Linked DNA regions of Homo sapiens: regions 2, 3 and 4 are each linked to region 1. Evidence: read pairs that join two places in POLR2A ChIA-PET (ENCODE). Cell type or tissue: CD4-positive, alpha-beta T cell. All regions are shown on one strand. Links, peaks and the distances in the headings refer to the core of each region. The heading gives the core; the rest is flanking DNA. Region 1 has its middle 130 kb from the start of GDF10. Region 2 has its middle 23 kb from the start of GDF10. Region 3 has its middle 13 kb from the start of GDF10. Region 4 has its middle 110 kb from the start of PTPN20.

The links. Peaks named below come from ENCODE experiments on the same cell type or tissue, not always from the same donor. Only the 100,000 strongest peaks of a DNase experiment are listed, where the experiment ranks them.
Region 2: POLR2A ChIA-PET joins it to region 1 with 5 read pairs; 5 of 35 experiments call an interaction of 5 or more read pairs at or near these places.
Region 3: POLR2A ChIA-PET joins it to region 1 with 5 read pairs; 3 of 35 experiments call an interaction of 5 or more read pairs at or near these places.
Region 4: POLR2A ChIA-PET joins it to region 1 with 7 read pairs; 1 of 35 experiments calls an interaction of 5 or more read pairs at or near these places.

Annotation. Positions count from the first base shown.
Region 1 is chr10:47,163,022-47,168,625 of GRCh38, reverse strand. No RefSeq gene overlaps it. Among named protein-coding and RNA genes, the nearest start is that of GDF10, 130 kb to the left of the region's middle. In CD4-positive, alpha-beta T cell, for the core only: no CTCF peak of the experiment used is centred there; DNase peaks (open chromatin) are centred at 2,285, 2,665, 3,045 and 3,705; H3K4me3 peaks cover 1,222 bases; H3K27ac peaks cover 1,867 bases.
Region 2 is chr10:47,274,520-47,280,123 of GRCh38, reverse strand. No RefSeq gene overlaps it. Among named protein-coding and RNA genes, the nearest start is that of GDF10, 23 kb to the left of the region's middle. RefSeq lists an enhancer at 1,337-2,038. In CD4-positive, alpha-beta T cell, for the core only: no CTCF peak of the experiment used is centred there; a DNase peak (open chromatin) is centred at 2,383.
Region 3 is chr10:47,284,297-47,289,900 of GRCh38, reverse strand. No RefSeq gene overlaps it. Among named protein-coding and RNA genes, the nearest start is that of GDF10, 13 kb to the left of the region's middle. In CD4-positive, alpha-beta T cell, for the core only: no CTCF peak of the experiment used is centred there; no DNase peak of the experiment used is centred there.
Region 4 is chr10:47,022,113-47,027,716 of GRCh38, reverse strand. No RefSeq gene overlaps it. Among named protein-coding and RNA genes, the nearest start is that of PTPN20, 110 kb to the right of the region's middle. In CD4-positive, alpha-beta T cell, for the core only: a CTCF peak has its summit at 2,767 (motif pointing left); a DNase peak (open chromatin) is centred at 2,786.

The DNA.
Region 1 (5,604 bases), core at 348-5,347:
GTTCAAGACCAGCCTGGCCAAGATGTTGAAACCCTGCCTCTACTAAAAATACAAAAATATTAGCCAGGTGTGGTGTCGGGTGCCTGTAATCCCAGGTACTCGGGAGGCTGAGGCAGAGAATTGCTTGAACCTGGGAAGCAGAGGTTGCAGTGAGCCGAGATGGTGCCACCGGCACTCTAGCCTGGGCAGCAGAGCAACACTTCATCTCAAAAAAAAAAAAAGTTCTTTACCCTCAGAAAATGAAAATTATGGTACGTGGTTTTTAGTTATTACTGAATACATTTTCTGTTTTCTCTTATACTTACCTTCCTTCTTTTATTCTTCTGCCACTTTATTCTATTTTATGTATCTATAAGTCACCTTCACCTTATTGTAATAAGGACCCATAAATAACTAACCCTCACACCAAATCCTTAAGGTAGGTGTCCTTGTTTCTACTTCACAGGTAAGAAAACTGAGACTGAAAATAAGTCAAGAAGGTGCCACTGAAACCATTGCTCTCTGATCCCAAAGTCCATTGCTCTCAGCACCCTTTCCTGTTACAGAAGAACCACTGTAAAATTCTTAGGAGCAATATTGCTTTCTAGAGACTGCAAGGAAATTAATAATGCAACGAATGTTATATATTGTAAACAATGTTTGTTTATAAGACTAAAGCTAAGTTACAAACCTGGTAACTAACTATATGTGACCAAAATCCAGGCATGACAGTTCACAGGCCAGTTGTTCATCCCCACCACAGCTTAATAGAGCTGCGCTGTCCTTCCTGGTGAGGTTTCCTCCAAGCCAAACATGCTTTGAGCTGGCTCAGATGCCCAGGGGCAGAAGCATGGGCTTCCTTCAGAGAAAGTAATGCTTCTGTGTCCAGAATTGGTTCCTTCCAGTTGATTTTAGTCTCACTGACTTCAAGAATGAACAGGCAGACCCTCATAGTGACTGTTATAGTTCTTAAAGATGGTGTCCAGAATTTGTTCCTTAAGATGTTCAGATGTGTCCAGAGTTTCTTCCTTCTGGTGGGTTCGTGGTCTTGCTTACTTCAGGAGTGAAGGCACAGACCGTTGCCGTGAGTGTTACAGCTTTTTTTTTTTTTTTTTTTGAGACAGAGCCTCGCTCTGTCACCCAGGCTGGAGTGCAGTGATGCAATCCCAGCTCACTGCAAGCTCCACCTCCCGGGTTCATGCCATTCTACTGCCTCAGCCTCCGAGTAGCTGGGACTACAGGCGCCTGCCACCACTCCTGGCTAATTTTTCTTATTTTTAGCAGAGACACGATTTCACCATGTTGGCCAGGATGGTCTGGATCTCCTGAACTTGTGATCCGCCCACCTCAGCCCCCCCAAAATGCAGGGATTACAGGCGTGAGCCACCACACCCGGCCAGTGTTACAGCTCTTAAAGGTGGCGTGTCTGGAGTTATTCATTCCTCCCGGTAGGATCGTGGTCTTGATGGGTTCATGGTCTCTGTGGCTTCATGAGTGAAGCTGCACACCTTGGCAGTATTACAGCTCACAAACATAGCACAGTTCCCAACACTAAGCAGAATCAAGATTTATTGTGAAGACCAAAAGAACACAGCTTCCACAAACTCGAAACAGACCCTACAGGGTTGCTGCAGTTGGGCCGGTGGCCAGCTTTTATTCCCTTATTTGGCCCCGCCCATATCCTGCTGATTGGTCCATTTTTACAGAGTGCTGATTGGTCCATTTTACAGAGTGCTGATTTGTCCATTTTTACAGAGTGCCGATTGGTGCATTTACAAAACTTAAGCTAGACACAGAGCACTGATTGGTGTGTTTATAATCCTTTAGCAAGACAGAAAAGTTCTCCAAGTCCCCACCCGACCCAGAAGACCAGCTGGCTTCACCTCTCACTTCCATGCTGCCAAGACCCCTAAGACTCCCAGAGCCTCCTTCCTCGGCTCCTCACTGCCCCTTCCCGCCCTACTCCATGCCTCCATGTTTTCCCCAGGACCCAAGGCCAGACTTCGCTCTGAGCTCCCTGACGCTTTGGGCTGAGGCCAGGCCCTGATATACCGGTACTGCAGGAAAAGAAAGGAAAAGAATCCAGAAGGCTCCTCCTGGGCTTGCACAAATTCCCCTCTGCTTGGTCTGAAGAGGCACGTACTAGGAGAGTGCACAGGTAACAGTGAAGCCCCCTTACCCAGTGACCCTTCCTCCTGGTTACCACATTCCCCAGTGGCGCCTGGTCTATGACAGCTGTGTCTCTGCCTCCACAGGGCTCAGGGCAGGTCCTGGGGCACTTCTCCCGCTGGCCCTGGATGAGTCAGCACCTCAGGCGCATGCAGTAGGTGCTCAAGACTCAGATCCCTCCTCTTGTCTAGGCCTCCAGTTGGCCCGGATTCTGGGGGCCCTAGGGGACCCCCTCCCTCCCCTTCTGGCTTTTGCTCACACACACTGGACCTGATAAAAGTTCCAGCATGATTTATCAAACACCCTGGCTCCTCCAGGCTGAGCCCCTGGGGGATTTTGAAAGGAAACAGGCTCCATGTGCTTCCAATCCACTCCACGCAGCTCATTGCGCTATTGTTCCGTCTAGCGGGGGATGTGCGGGACACCCTGGAACCGTTCGTGGCTCTGTTTAAAGATGTTTTTCTTAGAAGCAGGAAGTTACGTCCTGCCAAGAAGAAATGAAAATAAAGCCCCGAGGGTTCACTCGGGGTTCGCTGGGAGCCGCGCTGAGCTGTTGCAGCGTCTTGGCCCGGCCGAGGAGGAAGTTTAAAGGGGCCTCTGTCTAGAGCTCTGAAGGCAGGCAAGGCAGCCTGGCAGTGACCATCAGGCAAGTCAGAGACACACGCGAGCTCTCTGCCCCAGGGGCCCTAGGGTGGCCTCACAGGGCACAGCAGAGCCCTCCTTCTCGTGATCACGCTGCGGTCGGGTTGGCTGCTCCTTCCCATTCGTTCCTCTGAATCTCTGCAGAGGCCGGGGGCATGTGGGAAGGGCCCAGGAAAACCTCAGGTCCAAATCTTGGCTCCTTGTATGATAGACGTGTATCTTGCACAAAGTACTTCACCTCTCTGGGCAGCAGATGTCGTGCTGTGAACTCTGGGGCTGCTCTTCCCCCTGCCCCAGGCTTTCTTACATACTTCCTACTAACCCCCAGCCTCCGAGGACCAGGTTCAGACAAAACTGTCTATCAAAGTCATTCCCTGGGTGAGTGTGACTGAACAAAATCAACAGCCCAGCCCGGTAATGCCAAGAGGCTCCAGGCCTCCCACAGAGGGAGGGGCTCCTCCAAGGCTGTGGGTACAGGTGTTCTTCTGGGGTTCCCAGGGCAAGCCGGGAAGGAGTACTGCAGAGCCCCACGGAAGGATGCATGAGCACAATTGCTCTTTCTTGCCTCTGAGGAAACTTCTTGGCAGACAGTGTAGAATTCATTTCTACCTCTTTTCATTCATTCAACAAGTACTGAGAGCCTTCCATTTGCTTAATAAGAAAAAGGGGCTAGGACTTTGAAAGCCAAAACTGTTTCTGTCATTTACTGACTTTGAGATCTTGGAAAACTATGTATAAGTCTCAGTCTTCTAACTATAGAATGGGAATAAATGTCTCTACCTTTTAGGTCCTTGTAAAGATCAAGCACTCTTGGATGTCCCCTGCACTGCAGGGAAACGTGGCTGCTGCCTCTTCTGGTTGCCTGCAGCTCTTTGCATAGAGTTCATGTTAGCCTTGGTGATTCATGAGTGCGTGATTGTCACCAACACGTGTTTCTGAGTGCTGCAGGGTGGGGGCTGCACTTTATGCCTCAAGCTGTCCCCAGATTCTGGAAGAGTCCCCTGCTCACTTGAGGGTGGGTTGAATGAATAACAAACTGATTTATTTCCTCCATCATGTCCTGAGAGGATACCTGGGCTGCAAAAATAAACATGCCTGAGGTCTACCAGATCTGGGCAGCATGGTGGGACAGAGGGACAACTGAAGGCTGATGTCGTGGTCACCTCCCAGCCAGTTGAAGGGCTGCTGGGGCACTGACGGTAGACAAGACATCTGAAGCCAGTTAGTAAGACTCCAGGGCTTACGAATACTGCCCAGTTCCTGAAAGTGGCGTCCTGCAGGCAAGGAGAGCACACTGTCCAAGTCATAGTTGGAGGCACATTGAAGGCACCAGCACCATCTGGCCCTCTACCCCAGAACTTGGAACCAGCGGGAATCACAGGACTATAGGTTTCAGCTCAACCAAAGAAAGGAGTTCTCAACAATCAGAACTGTCTGACTATAGAATGAGCTGCCGAGGTGTTGAGTTTCCCAGCCCTGAGGGTTTTTATGTAAGGCACCCACAGCTATATTCTAGGAATGTCTTATTGGTGTGGTGAGTCATGAACCACTGGAGGCTTGATTGCGTTCCAAAGTGTGGCACATACACGATTGGTGGTCCATGCGCTGATTTTATAAAGCACACAGACCATTTTTTTAAAAAGTGTGTTTTCTTTCTGTTAAATTATATAGATTTTGTAGTTATTCCCTATTTTATGAGAAGTGATAACTGTTTTTCATTTATGGAACAACAAAGTTTTATTTTAAACAAATATATCAAATACAATACCATTTATAATTGCTCAAAAATAAGATACTTAGATGTGAATCTAACAAAATATGCATAGGACTTGCATGCTGAAAATTACAAATAGTGATTAAAGAAATCAAACAAGATCTAAGCAAATGGAAAGACATACCATAGGCTGGAAGATGCAGTGAACTGAAGATGTCAGTTCTCCCCAAATTGACACACAGGTTTGATGCAATTCTATCAAAACCTTAGCAAGATTTATATTTTTTTGGCAGGGGAAAATTATTCTAAAATTTCAATGAAAAGGCACAAAAACTTGAATAACTAAATCAAAAAATTTAAAGAACAATCAAGTGAGAAGAATCAGTCTATCTGATTTCAAAACTTATTGTATACCTATAGTAACTGAGGTTGTGTGGTATTGGTGGAAGGCTAGACACATAGATAGATCAATACAATAGGATAAATAACCAAGAAACAGATCCAGAAAAATATGCTTATCTAATCTTTGACAGAAATGTGGAAGTAATTCATTGCAGAAAAGAGCCTTTTAAATAAATGGTGCTAAAGTAATTAGATATTCATAGGCAAAAAAAAAAAAAAAAAAAGCCAAAAACCCTCAACCTAAGTCTTACACCCTTTGCAAAAATTAACTCAAAATACATCATGGGCCAGGCACAGTGGCTCACGCCTGTAATCCCAGCACTTTGGGAGGCTGAGGCGGGTAGATCACCTAAGGTCAGGAGTTCGAGACCAGCCTGGCCAACATGGTGAAACCCCGTCTCTACTAAAATACAAAAATTAGGTGGGCATGGTGGCACGTGCCTGTAATCCCAGCTACTCAAGAGGCTGAGGTGAGCATCACTTGAACCCGGGACGTGGAGGTTGAAGTGAACCTAAATCACGGCTCTGCACTCCAGCATGGGCGACAGAGCGAGACTCCCTCTAAAAAAATAAAAATAAATAAATAAATAATGGACTTAAATATAAAACATGAAACTATAAGACTTAAAAGAAAATAGAAGGAAATCATCAGGATATGGGATGAGATAAAGGATTCTTAGACTTGATACCAAAAGCAC
Region 2 (5,604 bases), core at 376-5,375, 110 kb before region 1:
ACATCTCTCTTCCTAGATTAAATATTCAGTTATAGTTTCTTCCTGCATCGCTTATGTTACTGCATGTAATTGTTATTATTGTTTGTTGTTACAGCTACCTGTTTGGTCTGGGTGGGATTTCTTTTGGCCCACCCTGTGAGGCACATGGGCTCGAATGGCTGGCTTATGACTCATCTGGGGCATGAAAATTAAGAATAACCTGGGCTCCTCAGCCATGCTCCTGCTCTGAACCCATCAGCTTCTATGCATTCTTTCTGATGGCTGGAAGGGCTTCTCTTTGGGGTGTTTGGGGTGTTAGGAAGTGTGAGATGCTGTGAGGCTCCACGGAATGGGTGGACGGGTGGCCTCTACATGGTGTGGCAGAGGAAGCCTCCCCCCAGGTGGCCCTGCTGTCATCTCTGCGCCCCAGAACCCTGGCCTAACCCCAGGACTCCACAAGGCCTGCTGAGCAGCCAGGCTGTTCCCCCATCTTGAGTAGCCACTCTGTCAGGTCATGCCTGGCGGGAATGATGAACTTTGTGTCAACTGCTGATTACAGAAGGCTGGGGCAGGTGCTGGAATGCCTCTTGGGTGAAGCTAGGGAGGTGCTGGCCCTGCCTCCCCAAGCCAGGCTCACAGGCCTTTTGGAGTCCTGATTTTGGACTCCCACAGCACCCCGTGGGACCTGGAGATTTTTTTCTCTTCAACATCCATGTGAAGATGCTTCCTGAGGAACTTCCATGAGCTCAGCACTAGGGCAGGTAGTTCTGGGGATGCAGAAAATAAGAGCAGGGGTGTCCAAAGCTGGTTGGGGGGTGGTAGCTTCTGGGGACTGAGAGTAAGGTCAGGGCACAAGGTGAGGACAGAGGGGCAGGTGGGAAATGGCAGCGATGGCAGCGCTCTCACTGGGGGACCCTAGCTGGGCCTGAGTGGAGAGGCCCAAAAGGCTTCCTGGAGGTGGTGACTGAGCTGGGAAGGAAGCAGCACAGGCAAAGAAGGACAGGCTTTGCAGGCAGGGCTCAAAGAGATGGAAGAAGAGAGGGGAGCAGCCATGAGCTTCCCAGGAACTGCAAGTGTCTGGGTGAAGTGGGAGTTCAGGATACCCCTGGACTTGGAGGCCTTCAGACAATCACAGACAGCAGGACCATGGCAGCAGAACCCTGGGAGAGAAGGAAGAGGCAGTGGTTTCTGCTGGCTGCTGGAGCAGAGTGGTCTTGCAGGCAGCTCAGAGGCCCAGGGACTGTCATGGGCAGAGGCATAGGGATCGGTCCTTGCTGAGGCTGGGCACTGAACAAGGTGGTGCATGAGACAAAGCTTGGAGTCCGGTCATCATCCCCCTCCTCAAGCTGCCACCCTAGCTGGAGCTGGATTCAGGAAACGACAGCCCTTTTTCCTCATGGGGGAGGTACCTGGCTTTGGACAGACCTGAAGGAGGTTCTCTCCAGACCTGGAGGAGGTCCATGGAAGGCAGCAGGCAGGGAAAGTGGCTGTCCTGACTAGACAGCAAGGGGTGGAGGAGGAGCTGGCTGTGGCTGCATGACCTTGAATGACCTTTGACTCCACAAGCATAGTGTCTGTGTAACATGTGCCTTGACAGTTCATCTTGAGGTTTAAACATCATTCTTTAAATCACCCTCCATGATGCCAGGTATCCTACCCCTCAGAATGAGAGGGCAACTGGCTGGTGTTTTTTAAGCGGACCACCCGCAGCCTCACTGAGACACCTCTTATTTCCAGGAGCCAGGTGTCCAGGTCCCCGTGCAGCTGTGGTGCCATCGTGTCCTGGATCCTCGCCACCTTGGGGGCCCGTCAGCGCCTCTCTGGAGCCTACAGAGGCACCTGGCAGGCTGGCAGGCAGCTTTTATATGCCTAGTTAGGGTTTTATGGTGCAGCCGGGAGGATCTGCGTCTGACAAGGCGTGCATGTGACTGCGGCGTCTGTGTTCCTGGCCGGGCCTGCCTGAGAGCAGAGACCGGCGGGGTCACCCTGGGGACCGGGCGCCGAAGCTCAGCCACAGAACAGGGGTCCAGGCCATACTGGCTAAGCCTTGCCCCTCCTGAGATACTCATTTCCATTTGTTCATGAAAGGGCCAGGCTGAGCCAGGCCCAGGGGGTGGAGGAAGTGGGGCAGGGAGGCCTCCTGGCCTGGGGGAGCTCTGGGAGTGCCCCTCCAATCCCCCCAGGGCCAGCTCCAGGTCCTGGAAACTCAGAGGACAAGCTGCAGGACCGGCCACCCCCCTACCCCTCTCTCTGTGCAATTTGTATTCCAGTGGGCAAGGTGACAATAAACCTATAAGTAGACAAAGTAGTCACAGGATCGTTTCTGGCAGGGTGGCTCTAGGAAAGACAGGATGCAGGGCCAACTGGGAGGATGTGACAGTGGCTGGTGGTTGGGCTCACCTGGGGAGGAAAGGCCTGCTGAGACATGAGGAAGCTTAGTCACCAACCATCAAAGGGCAGGCAAGGGGACCACTTAGCAGTGAGTTTGGGGTGCTCATGGTGCAGGCTGCAGACCAGAGCCAGGGAGAGGCAGGAGGTGGCAGGGCCAGGCCTTGGTACTCTCGTCTTTGGTGAGGAATCTGCATTTCTCTTTGATTGGCACTGTTGCACTTGCAGGGCTCACAGTCATGTGAGTCAGGTAATCATTAGGGGAGGTGGGGACACAGTCGGCTGCACACAGCCTAGAGAGATCAGCTCTGCCTGGGCACTCATGGACAGGGAGTGCCTGGGACCATCCCCACTCATACCTAGTGACCTTTGTCATTCTCAGAAGTGCCCTGATCTGGATTATTAATTATGTGGTCAGCTTCACGATGGGCACCCTCACAGAGGGAGAGATAGTCCTGCCTCCTGGAAGCAGAGGATGTTCACCAGGCAGGCAGCAGGGAAGAGGATTCCAAGTCCTGGAATTAGGAAATGCATAAATGTGTTGGGAATTGCTGAAAGCTCGGTAGGGATAACTCCTGGACTGTCAGGGGAGGGATGCCAAAGAGGCAGGAGTGGGGCTTGAGAAGACTCCGTGGAGTTTGGACTCAGTCTTATAGCCTTGGGTTGTTGAGAGTCACAAGAGAGTTCAAAGTCTGAGAGGAACACAGTCAGGCTTATGTTTAGAGAGAACTCGGTGAGGACTCAGGCAGGGGAACCAGGGAAGCAAGGAGCCGAGGCAGGGGTTGAGGAAGGAGGCTGTCATAGTGTCCCAGGCAGGAAGTGTCAGGGACCTGACCTATAGCAGGATCATGGGGTTGTAGAGAAGGATGGATATGGAAAACTAATGAGGCGGGCTCAGCGAGGAGGAGCAGATGTGGGAGGGGCATCCTGGATGGGGCCCAGGTAGGGCATAGGACTCTGGGTGGAAGCCATGGAAAGCTGGAGAACCCAAGGCGAGGACAGCAGAGCTTATCTTGTGCAGTCAGAGGGTGGCAGGGATGGTTGACGCTCTCCTGCCAAGTGTCTGTACCCTTCTTCTGTATTTCCCGGCCTTCCTTGCAGTTGGTGGAGGCCACGTGGCTAGCTCTTGCCAATGAGAATGTGAGCAAAAGTCAAGTATCACTTCCTGTCCAAGGCAGTGTGTAGGGGGTGAGGTCCTCCACATTTCCCACCTCGTGAGCTCTCTAAGATGGCAGAAGAACAAAGTGGACGCTACTGGATCCCTGACTTCCCATTTGAGGAAGGCTGTCTGACTTACATAGTGAGCCTGCAAAGACAGTGAAGCTGCTGAGGCTTGGGGACTTGCCACTACTGTTCATGAGGGTCCTGTATCCTGATTGCTCACATGAAGGGCAGTGGGGCAGGAGGAGGTGACAAGGCACAAGGGAAAGCTCATCCAGAGAGAGGAAGAGGCTGGTTGCTGTCCTCACTGCCTGTCCCAGATTCACCATTCAGGGAGCCCTCCTGCTCCCTGGGGAGACTGAGGAGACACGGGGCTACAGCTGCTCTTTCCAATGCATTTGCAAGGATGAGAGCTCTTGGGTGTTCATTTCATCTCTGAACCCCTTATGGTTTAGCCTGTGGTCAACCGAGGCAAGGCCATCCTGGAGGAAGAGTCAGCAGCCAGAGGACTGTCCAGCTGCTGCCATGAGGCCACTGCTCCCCAGGATCAACCACTGCCCCTTTATTCATGCACCTAGCATCCCTGGCGAGCAATTTAGCTTCTCCCCATGGAAGACTCTAAAATGAATCAGAAGGGAACAGTACAACCTAATCCCAAGGCTCTACCAAACTCTGGACTTTTAATTATAGCACCATTCTGGGACCCATTGAATTTAGAAAACAGAGGCAAATCCTCAGCTACTAGGGCAGTTAATCCAGGCAAAGCAATGCTCTCAGCTTTTTGTATTTAGTGAAAGCCACATTGAGGTTACTGTTGTCAAAATCTAAAGCAGAGATCCAGTGACAGCTGAGGGAAAGAAAGTAAATGATGTTTATTGGGTCTGTTCGGCAAAACTTCCCTCCTATTCTTTTGTTGTTGTTTTTCCTTTCCTAGTATCTTTCTGTAGATTTTTGTCCTGGGAAATCCCACTTAAATAAAGATGTGGAGTTTAGTAAGTTCCAGTCTTCTGGGGTGCATCCATTGTCCACATTTATCTTATCCAGTGCTATTCTCCCAAGTCAAATCTTCCCCTGCAAAAGGTAATTTCCATCTTAGCAACGTTTAAGCAGGCCTGGACTCCATCTGTCGCTGTCCCACCTGGCTATGCTTTGGGAATCTTGTCTCCTCTCTGACCATCCTTAACATCCCAGTTTGAAACATTTCTTCTTGGGCTTTTCCCTCAAGGCATGGATCACCATTACACTCTGGAACTAGCCTAGCTTCCAGAATGCCTACTGAGAAGTTCAATGTCCTTTATTTCTATTTATTTCTGTGTAACCTTTCTTCTCCAGTTTTGCCCTCTGGAAGTTTTAGGATCTTCTTTTGATTCCCTGTGTTCTCAATCTTCATGCTGATGCACCCTCATGGATGTTTCTGCTATACATTGTGCTGGCCACTGTGTAGACTCTTTCTGTGTAGAAACACATGTCCTTCCAATCTAAGAAATTTTCTAATTATTCCCTTAGGTTTCTTACACTTGTCCCCCGTTTCCAATCTCTCTCTCTCTTTAAATATTTATTTAGTTGTTCAACATTTATTTTACATCCAGGGGTATATGTGAAGATTTGTTACATGGGTAAATTGTGTGTTGCTGAGGTTTGGGGTATGAATGATCCCATTATCAAGGTAGTGAGCATCATATCTGATAGGTAGTTTTCCCACCCTGCCTCCCCTTTTACTCTCCAGCTTCTTGCAGTTCCCAGAGTCTATTGTTTTAATCTTTTTGTCCATGTGTACTCAATGTTTAGCTCCCATTTATAAATGAGAACGTATGGTATTTGATTTCCTGTTCCTGTGTTAATTTGCTTAAGGTATTGGTCACCAGCTGCATCCATGTTGCTGCAGAGGAAATTATTTTTAATGGTTGCATAGTATTCCACAGTGTATAGATTGATTCCATGTCTTTGCTGTTGTGAATAGTGCTGTGATGAACATACAAGTACATGTGCTTTTTGGTAGAACAATTTATTTTCCTTTTGGTATGCACCTGGTAATGTGATTACTGGGTCAAATGGTAGTTCCGTTTTAAGTACTTT
Region 3 (5,604 bases), core at 316-5,315, 120 kb before region 1:
CCTCCAGGGGACATGGCAAGATTCCCTTTTCATGTTCAGTGACAGGTGCTGCCAACCACCACCAGCTCCTACGTCTAGAGACTGGTGGGAAGGAGGGGAGTCTCCATCCTGCACAGGTCATCAAACCTGTGCTGTCACACACTGGGACAGGGAGGATGTCTTTAGCATCCAGGTGACCTACTGGGTCATTTCCTGGTGCCTCCCTGCCCAATTCTGATGACAAATGGACAAGGGAAGGAGCCACAGCTTGAGAAGGGCATGACAACTCTCTGGGGCGTGAGTCTGCGCCACCCACCAGGTGAGCCCCTAGAGAAGCAGAGGCACTAGCCAAGGTGGAAGAGAACCTGGAATGGGTGGCAGAGGAGGGAATTGGTGAGTACCCATGGTCCTGAGCCCAGCTGCAGCACAGGTACTGTGATCACCCCTTTAACCTTCTTCCTCTTGTAAGCTTTCCCAGGAAAAGAGACCAGGGAGCATCCTGGGGGAGCTGTTCCCAGGTAGGACCGGATTATACAAAACAAGTGGATGCAGCTGTGGAGAGGGAAGCCTGTAGAGGACACTGTGGAGCTGCCCAGCTCTACCCTTCAGGGTTGAGGCCCCCATTTCCCAGCTTTCAGGGGTGGTGCCTGCTGATGGCTCCTGGCTGAAACCCTCCCCAGGAATTGCCCTTTGCAGCCTAAAGGAGCTGCCCAGCCCGTGGCCATGCCTGCTCTTCCCCAGGGCCGCTGCATCTCCCAGCTGGGACCACACGGCTGTACAAAAAAGTCTGGGCTCCCTAGTCTCAATTTGGGACAACACTGAGGGACCATCCCAACTCCAGAGCTACCTGTGGGAACAGCCACAGCCCCCGTTGTAATCGCATTCCAGTCAACTTCCCCCTCTGTCCAGCAGCCTCTCTCACCCCTTCCGGGTGGTGACGTTCCTAGGTTCTGGCCTCATAAACCCGCCACACTCATTTTGCCACCCCTGAGCCTGGTTCTGGGGTGCTGCACATGAGATGGCAGGACCCAGGCACCTAGAGTGGCCATGTGTCCCAACATGACAACTGCTTACTTCCTTATTCCCTTTCCACCTTTCTGAAAAATATCATTCTTCTTCTGGTATTTCTCTAACATCTCTCTCACACTTCCTGATTCCCCTTGTTCACAGGAAAAGCAGCTGGCAGGTTCATAAGAAATTCATAAGCCCATGTTTCTTTTATTTATTTTTATGGTTAACTTCTATTTATAACAAGGAATGCTGGTTTTCCATTTATACTTGAGATTTAAAGATTCTGTTTAAAATAAATTTAAGTAAAACGGAGTGAGTGGGTTTTTTAAAAAACAGCTAAGTAAATGATAACGATGGCAGGCATGGTGAAGGTGGTTCACTGAAGGATGGCGACTTGGGCAATGCCTACACCAGCAATTTCTCCTGCCTGGGAGCCCCTCTGACTCAGGTGAATAAGCGTCCTGCAAAAACCAGCCCCAAGACTCCATTCTTTGCAAAGGTCCTGGCCCCTGCGTTTCAGAGATAGTCATGTCTTCCTGTAAGATACGTCCCACTGTGTGGAACAATCTTTCTCCACGTCTCATCTGCATCAGGCCAGCAAGGGCCTTGAGCGCTAAGTCTTTCTTACTCCCTGTTGTTGCTCCAGGACCCAGTGTGGGCTGAGACACAGGGAGGTTTGGGGGCAGGATTTTAAAGTGGTCCCCAGAATTCTGCTCCTGGTGCATTTGCCCATAGCAATTCCATCCTGAGTTGGGGTGGGGCCTTTGAATATGACGCATGTCACTCCTGGGATTCACTTGTGTTATATGGCAGAGGTCATGCGATTTTGTGTGTATCTAATTGAAGGCCCCAAACCGCTGATTTTGATGGAATGAAAAGGGAGATTATCCTGGGTGGGCCTGCCTTAATCCGGTGACAGCCCTTGAATGGTGGCCTGGGCCCTTTATGAAGAGAGGGCTCCCATGCTGGCCATGTCCTGACGAAGGGTCCTGTCATAGGCCTCTAGGAGCTGGAGCCATCCCTGATGACAGCCCAGAGGAAAGTGGGGCCCTCATACTACAGCTGCTAGGGGCTTGGGAGAGGGAGGACTTGGGCTCCGGAAAGGTCTGCAGCCTGGAGAATATCTGGATGGCAGCCATGTGGGAACCTGACTGGAGAGCCCAGCCAAGCTGTGACCAGACTCCGGGCTCGTGGAAGTTGTGAGATAACACATGTGTGCTGTTTTAAGCTGCTAAACTTGTGGACGTGTATTATGCAGCGTTAGGAAACTGGCACGGCAGCCTGCAGACATTGGCCGAGCGAGTATGAAAGCCTGCAGGGCACCCCGCCCACTGGCTCCTGAGATTTACAGGCGCTTTCCACCTGGGGAGATGAGGCTGCCAGTGCAGGGAAGGGTTGGCAGCTGCTGCAGCCCTCGAGTTGCCCCTTACCTCACATGGTGCAGACAATGAACAGACCGGGGACTGCCCAAGGTCACTTAGAGTGGAGCACGTCTGGGAACCCCTCTGAGCCTGGCCTCCTCAGCCATGCTTTTGGTGCCAGCCAGCGCAGTGCCCACTCCATGACCTGGAAGGCATCACAATCTCCTCTTTCTTTGGTGACTTCAGCTATCAGTGGATCTCCCCACCCTGCCGCCTCCCCATGGGGTCTGAGTGGCAGGTGGAATGTACCCTCCCTCTTCTCACCCACCCTCTGGCTCTGGGACATAGCAGCTCTCCCCTCTGCCCCAGGCAGCCCTTCATCCTGGAGCTCTGCCTTGGGCACTCTGATGGCCTGGCCCCTTGCCCCAGTCTCCTCTACCCTACCCTCCACCCTGCTACTCCACCCTTCGCTAGCTGTTTTGTCTGCCTGCATGGCTTCCTGCCTTCTTTTTGAAACAGCTCTCTCCTTTCTGTGGAAGAAGGCTTCCCCCAAACCACACATGAGGCTCAGTGGAGCTGCCTGTCTGAGAGGCTGCCTAAGTGCCATGCCAGGGGGTTGGTGTATGCCAGTCCTAACACTTCCCCCAGCCACAGTGAATCCCAGGAGAAATCCTAAGTTGGGTTAGTCATTGTTCCACAGGATTCTTCTAAGCAGACTTGGTGGTGACAGCCCCGCTCTTCAGTTTGCTGAGGTGGAATGTCAGGTGGCCAGACCGGGCTGGTGCTGCCAAGGTCCCTGTAACACAGAGACACCTGTGTCTAACTGAAGGGAACTGAGGCAGCAGAGGAGAGGATAAAGAGGTGGAGAAGCAGGAAGAAGAGAAGGAGGAGGAGGAGGGAGGGGAAAGAGAAACAGGAAGAGGAGGAGAAACAGGAAAAAAAAAGGGGAAGGAAGAGGAGGAGGAGAGATGAAGATGAGAGAAGAGGGAAGGTGTTTTAGTTACAAATTATCCCCAAACTTATTATGGCTCAAAACAATACACAGGTTCTATCTCACAGCTTCTGTAGGTCAGTGGTTCAGCTGTGGTTGAGCTCAGGGTCTTTCTCAAGGCTGCAGTCAAGGTGCAGGCTGAAATCTCCCTTATCTTGCACCGGCTTCAAAGCCCTCGAGGCTATGGGCAGGGTTCAGTTCTGGACTCTTGGGCTGACAGCTCCATTTCTTGCTAAGTTCTGAGCTCAGGATTCTCTGCTTATTCTGGGCCTTCTCTTTCAGAACGTCTCCATCCACTTCCCAATCCGGCATCTCCACTCAGACCTCAGGCTGGCATTCCCCAGTGGCTCTGGGATACCAAGCTTGCTTCCAGGGATCTTCTGCTTCTCCTTCTGCACCTGCTCCCCTACTGTGATGGTGCCATGGAGCTGAAGGTTCATGGCTGGCTCCTCCCTCTTTTCCCCTCATCCCCAGCCGGCTGCCAGTCCTGTGAAGCTCATCTCTTGGAGCCCCCTCTGCCTGCTCTGCACACGGACACTTTCTCATCCAGGTCTTGATGCTCTCTTGCTGCTGGTCGCTATGCCAGGCCCACTGCCTTCAGGCTCCTTCCTCAAGGCTACAGGGCAATCTTCCTTATGACAGACGTGCCCCTGCCACCCTCCTGCTTGTGGGACCTCACCTGTCTCCTTTCCGTGGCATGATGCCTGTGTCAGACACCAACACATGGTCCCTGCCCCTCCTTCACACCTCTCTTCCAGGCCCCTGCGTGTCTTCTCATTTCCTGCCCACATACTCCTTCCTCCCAAGGACAGGCCTCCTCAGCCGTTCTCTCAGCCTGACATGTCATCCCCCAGACCCACCCTTGATTTTCTCCACCTGCAAGAGTCCCAGGATCAAGTTTGTCTCCCTCAGGAGCCCTCTCAGAAGCCCCCCTGCCTCCACAGCCCTTTCCTTCCCCTTAGGAATGGGACTTGCTCCAGACAGCCCTGTGCAGAGCTGTCCTGCAGGTGGCTGTCTTCTGCCCCAGGCTCATGGGGGGACAGTGGCTGATGAGAGTCTGTCCCATGGAAGGTGTCTGGAGAGTTAGGGAATTTGCTCCAGGACCATGGGAGGGGAGGAAGGGGACCATGACACATGGGGGTGATGCCCTCGATGGCATGAAGCCCCTCCACTGCCTTCTTTCCTCTGGCCTCCCTTCTGAGCCCCGATCATGAGTCAGGAGGGTAGAAAAGTTCACAGCCGGAAACTCTCAGCTCTGAGCAGTTGTCAGTTTCCTATGATTCTAGCAGGATTTGCTACTCCTCCATGATTTACTCAGACATCATGGACGATAGAAGCCAAAGCTAAACTGAACAAGCGAGAATGAAGGATTAATTGGCTGAGATAACGAAACTGCCTAGAGGAAGGGATGAGCTAGCCTTCTGGAAAACTCAAAGTAGGGACTTCCACATTGTCAGCCTCCCTCCCTGCCCTCCCTCCCCTTCCCTCCCTTCCCTTCCTTCCTTCCCTTCCTCCCTCCCGCCCCCTTCCCTCCTCCTCCTTCCTCCCTCCCACCCCCTTCCCTCCTCCTCCTTCCTCCCTCCCGCCCCCTTCCCTCCTCCTCCTTCCTCCCTCCCGCCCCCTTCCCTCCTCCTCCTTCCTTCCTCCCTCCTCCTCCTTCTTCCTCCCTCCTCCTCCTTCTTCCTCCCTCCCTTCCTCCTCTTCCCTCTCTCCCTCCCTTCCTTCTTTTCTTCTCCCCTTTCTCCCTCTTCAGAATGAAAACAGCTTTGGTGTTAATGGACAATGTAATTACTGCTTGGCTACTGTAAAGTGAGAGTGATGTGTAAGGTAGGCCTATCAACATTCTGACAGCCATGCGGACCCACAGGCAGCGAATGTTTGCTCTAGGGGCCGGACAGTCAATATTACAGGCTCTGTGGGCCATATGGTTTTAACTCTGCCTGTGAATGCAACCATAGACAAAATGTCAATGCATGGGCATGGCTGTGTGCCAATAAAACTTTATATACAAAAATGATGGGCTGGGTGCGGTGGCTCACGCCTGTAATCCCACCACTTTGGGAAGCCGAGGTGGGTGGATCACGAGGTTAGGAGTTCAAGACCAGCCTGGCCAAGATGGTGAAACCCCGTCTCTACTAAAAATACAAAAAATTAGCCAGGCATGGTGGCGGGCGCCTGTAATCCCAGCTACTCGGTAGGCTGAGGCAGACAGTTGCTTGAACCCGGGAGGTAGAGGTTGCAGTGAGCCAAGATCGCACCACT
Region 4 (5,604 bases), core at 378-5,377, 140 kb after region 1:
AGAGTGTGGAGTGGCAGCTTCATTGCAGACGTGCTGAAGATGAGGACACGGGAGCCTGGGCAGGGGTAGCCATCAGACATGAGGACACCTATGTCTGAAACTCAGAAGTCAGGGCAAGAGGCACAGATTTGGGGCTAGCCATGCCATGGCTGCTGGGGAGGGCATGCTGGGGCTGTGATGGAGAAGTCTCCTGTACAGCCCTGTCCCTGACCTCCCACCCCTGGCTCTCTCCCTCTCCCCAGGGCACAGCTTCCCAGGAAAGAAAAGCCAATCCCATGAAACATTGGTGGTGCAAGCCTGGCAGCATCTGTAACGCTCTCACTGTGCTGTTCCTTGTTGGGACTAAGACAGCCGCACCAGCAGGCTTCTCCAAGGACTGGGCGAGGCTGCCCTGTGAAGCACATGGCCCACAGGTCCGTGCACCCCTCTGCCACGCCCTGGCTGGGGTGGGCACTGGTTATCCCTTCCCCATTGGCCTCAGGATCCGGGTTGCCTGGCTTGTGGAGACTTGTGCCATGCTCTTCTGATTAGCCAACTGTGGAGGCTTCCAGAAGTGCAGGGCGACAAGCCTGTCCCACTGGGCCCCATCAAACCCCCCAAGTGCTTCCCTTCCCACTCCAATACCTCTGCATCTGAAGCTCCATCTGAGGCTGGGAGGCTCCTGGCTTCTTCCTAGGGCTCTGGCATGCCTCACCTTGGCAGAACACCCTCAAAATGTGAACACAAGTGTGTTGGGGTACTGACGCAGTCGATGGGGAGAACCTGGCAGGTGTGGCATCAGGCTGGCAGCTTCTGACCAGCCCCATGACCCCTGGGTGGCCACCATTCCCTTCTCTGCAAAGAAAGAGGCCATGAGTGACCCCCTCCTCTGGTGGGGTGAAGCTTCGAGGAGATGGGACCCTTGTCTGCCTGGCGCCCAGCTTCCACTGGCACCAGTGGGCATTCAGTGCAGGAATCCCCTCTGCCCTCCCCCTCCCCACCCCTCCTATCCAAGTTGACATCCTCACTCCGGTCCCTGTGGGGTACTCAGAAGGAAGGCCCAAGGCTGGGCAGAGGGCTCACTGGATAGCCCAGGAGCCCAACTCCCCACTTTCTCCACCCACCAACACCTTGTGGGCGAGCGCCCCCCAGAGCCCAAGGGCCCAGGGCAGCAGCCCGTCCTGGAAACTGCTGTGAGGCCTGGTTGTGCACTCAGGGGCAGTGGCCGGGCTCCTGGCTTCCGGCAGAGTCCCGCTGGGAACTCCAAGAAGGGAATGGTGAGTGGGAGGCCCTGACCTTCTTCATGTGTGTGGATGGAGGCAGCTGGACCCCATGAGGAGCTCAGGTCACAGGGGCTGGGCCCTGGGAGTGAGGGGTCAGGGAGGCCAGAGCCAGTATGTGCTGGTTGCAGGTCCAATCCTGTCAAATCCTCACCTTCTTCACGGGAGGGGAGGCGGTCACTCTCATGAACCCTATTTTACAGAAGATGAAACAGGCTCGAGGAGGGTTAGTACCCTAGGCTCACACAGCTGGGGGCAGAGCTGGGATTAAACCAGGTTGGATGGGGCCAGGGACCCTGAGTGAATGCACCACCCACGCTGCCCTGCAGAACCATGTGGAGATGGGCACAGTGACCGGAGGTGGCCTTGGGGGTCGATGACATTTGCAGGCAATAGTGTAGCTCTGGCTCTCTGTAGTATTTCCTGCAGGGAGGCAGAGGGCAGATGGGGTCTCTGCCTCATGATCCTGCAGGGAATCTGCCGTCAGCGCTGGAGCACCTGTGGGCACTTGATCCTATCCAGCTGTAGCAGTTGTCATCCCCAGGAGGGGCCAGAGTGGCAGACAGACCTCCGTGCCCCTCTTCAGGAAGCTAAGGGTGACTGGAGCTCACAGGCCTCCACCCAGCCTGGACTCCTCTCTCCCAGGCTTCTGGGAGTCATCCCAGAGGAGGTGGGGCCCAGAGTCCATCCTGTCCAAAGACCACAGACTTGGATTCCTGCAAGGGCCAGGAAGGATGAGTAAAGAGCTGAGGATGGGGCCTGGTGGAGGCTCTGGCCACCCAACAAGCACCAGCCTCTAAGAAAGGCACAGCCACTGACTGTGCATCTGTGGGCTACCAGGCTACAGCCTCATGTGGACAGGGTCGGATGAGCCCCTGTTCACACAGGTCTGGGCTAGCAAAGTCCTACAGCCACCCTGCCGCACCACACAGGGGAGGGAGCAAAGGCCCCCGACTGCAGAAGCCCCACCCCATCTGGCTTCAGTCTTCTCTCTGTCTCTGGTCCTGAGGCCCTCACACGTTCCCTGCTCTGTTCCCAACACACCCTCCTCCACCAGACTGCCTCTGAGAGCAGGGCACAGGCAGCAGGCTATGCAAGTGAGAGGCTGTGGAGTTAGGCCTGGCTCGCTCCACCTCCCTGCTGTGTGACCCTGGGCAGGTGCTTCACCTCTCTGAGCTTCAGTGTTGTCACTTGACAGGTGGTTGTGAAGATCCAAAGCAATAATGTGTGTCAAGTGCTTTGCATGCAGCAGATGAAGCCTTCCTTTCCTCCCTGAAATTAACAAGTGCAGTGCTGGGAAGTGGGAGTCAGGCATAATATTAAGTCCATGCTCAAATAGGTTGTGGGTCTGATGGCAGAGGTTTCCAGCTGGGGCTCATCTGTTAGCCATGAACTTCTGACCCAGAACAGAGGAGGAGACACAGGTTCAGCAGCTGAGCGTGTGAGTTGGGGAGTCAGGGGATCCTGCTTCCCAGTACCTGCCTCTGGCAGGGTCCTGATTGCTGCGCAGGTGGGCAACGCCACCTAGTGGGCATGCATAGTGCCATGACTCAGGGTATTGATTGTCCTCACACACGCGCACATACACATGCACAGAGCTGTGAACACACACCTCAGGCCCCTACCCACACCTTCACCCGCACACAAACGTCTTCTAGCTTCTTACCCCTTGGATCCTATCTTGGAGCTGAGCATCAGCAGCCATAAAACCATGCATCCTTCCTCTTTCCAAAAGCCAATTTGGGGATTGTGTGAGGACAGCCAGGTAGTCTGAAATGGAAAGGGGGTGAGGTCACATTTGCTAAGGGCATGATAGTGCATGCCAGGCTCCAAGCCATGAGGGAGGTGTCACCGTAGCACTGAAAGGTTAAGAGCTTGCCCAAGCCCACCCAGAGAACACAAGACTGCAAGCCCCAGGCTGTGCAGCTGTACGGCCTGGTTCCTACAAGCTCCACAGACTATTCCATCATAAAAAAGGGTTTTTCTGGATCCTTTAACTTCCTTCTTGAACTAGATTTTATTTGAAATGGAATCAACTTGACTCATAATTCTATTTAGGGTCCCGAGATGATTTTCTAAGTGACAGCAGAACCTGCATTCTCAGCAGCCATTGTCTAACCTATGCTGTCCTCCTCCTCCTTCTCCTCCCAGCAACGGTGTGTGTGTGTGACTGTGTGGTTTGTGTGTGCACAAATGTGTGTGTGTGGTTGTGTGTGTATATGTGGTGTGTGTGGTGATGTATGGTGTGATTGTGTGTGGTGATGTATGGTGTGATGTGTGTGTGTGGTGTGTAGTGTGTGTGGTGTGTGTGATGTGTGTGGTATAGTGTGTGGTATAGTGTGTGTGGTGTGTGTGTGTGGAGTGTGGAGTACTTGTGGAATGAATGTGTGGTGTGTGTTTGTGGTATATGTGCGGTGTGTGTGGTGTGGTGTGCATGTGTGGTGTGTGTAATATGTGGTGTTTGTGGTGTGGAGTGTGTGTGGTGTGTGGAGTGTGTGGAGTGTGAAGTGTGCATGGTGTGTATGGCATGATGTGTATGTGTGCATGGTGTGTATGGCATGGTGTGTACATGTACATGGTATGTGTGATGTGTGGTGAGATGTGTGTGTTATATGTGGTGTGCCGTGCATGTGTGGTGTGTGTAATGTGTGGTGTGTGGTGTGTAATGTGTGGTGTGTGTGGTATGAGTGTGTTTGTGGTGAGTGGGGTTCGCGGCACCAACAGGCGCTCAGAGTGTGGTTAAACCCCTGCTCTGCACCAGATGTCCTGGGTGTGTTCCTGTGGAACCCGTGCCTGGACTGCAGGCTGCTCCTGGTGCCTTGTTTCTAATGAACAGAACAAGGCAGAAGTCATCGGCCACCACTTCCAAGATTAGATTACAAAAAAAAAAACCTCGGGTTCTGCCCTGGGTGCCTCCTGCCTGCTCCCTTGCCTGTTTCAGGGAAAGCCGGTGGCCAGGCTGTGGCCTGGAGAGGACCACGCAGCAGAGAACTGAGCCTGGCCTCAGCCAACAGTCAGCAAGTGATCTGCCAGCAACTGCCTGAGTGTGCTTGGAAGCAGAGCCTCCGAGTGAAGAGAGCGTGTGGGACGCCCTGAGGCAGAAGACCCAGCGAAGCCACCCCAATCCCTGCCCCATAGGAACCGTGCGAGGATAACTGTTGTTGGAAGCCACCAAAGGGAGGGCAGTTTGTCACACCGCCACAGAGAACTAACTCAATGGACCTTTTCTGTCCCCTTCTGAGCCCCACACTCCCTGCTATAAAGTAGGGATTGGGTCACAGGTCATGCTTGCTTAACACGGTACTTGGGACCAAAGAGAGACTCAACAAAAGTTCCCTTTTTCCTGTCCACACTCAGAGGCAGGCTTGGATCCTGCTCACCCAGCCTCATGTGATGAAAAACTCCAAGTCAGGCTCCGTCCCACAGCTGGGGTCTGACAAACAGCACCCCCTTGCCAGCCACGGCAGCTGGAGAAGGAGGTCGCCGGCAGCTGGAGAAGGAGGTCGCCAGCAGCAGGGCTGGAGAGCAGATCTGATGGCATCAGCTCGGGCTTGCTCCGTCCATGCCGGGCTGGAGTGTGGCCATCACTCCCAGCCACAGAAGCTCGTTGATCTCTGACCTCCCTGGTGGGAACAGGCCCTTCTCCAGGACAGGCCAGGGCACCTGCACTCAGACAGTCTGCGGGTGCTCCCTAGGCCAGGGCTGACAGCCCCGATGGAAAGCTGATGCCCTGCCTTTGGCACAGTGAGTCCAGGAAGAGGCACCTAGCCACCACCCACATCTATGGGAGACACACCTAGCCAGCTCCTGATTCCCTAGCCTCACTCCAGGCACCTCCTAACACTCCTTCCATCTTCCTAAGGGGCAAGAGGCAGCCTCCCACCCCAACAACGCTGGCTGCTGCCCAGGCTAGCCCAGTGAGCTCCATCTGCAGTCCCATGGCGTGGATCCCAGGACCCTGACTCCTGGGAGTGGGCCCTGGGAGGAGTTTCAGAGCTGCTGTCTCCCAGGGGAGGCTGGCCAAGCCCCTCTTCTCCTGCTCTCCCTCCCGTCAGGCACAGCAGCCCCCTGCTCTGGGAAAGTACAAAGACCTCACCTCTGAGACCCCTCCACCTTCGAAGCTCTAAAACCAGGATTCTCGCATGAGCCACCCTAACAGCAACCCTGATAAGATGTTCTTCCTACTTTCTAGATGACGAAAGTCAGACTCTAAGGCTCAAGAGTTTTTGGCAAGGTCACACAGCAAGGGTGGCAGTCTTAAACGTGGCCCCAGAATCCCTTGACTTTCCTTCCACTGAGGGGTGGGGTTTATGCCCTGTCTTTGAGCCTAGGCTCTGTGGCTGCT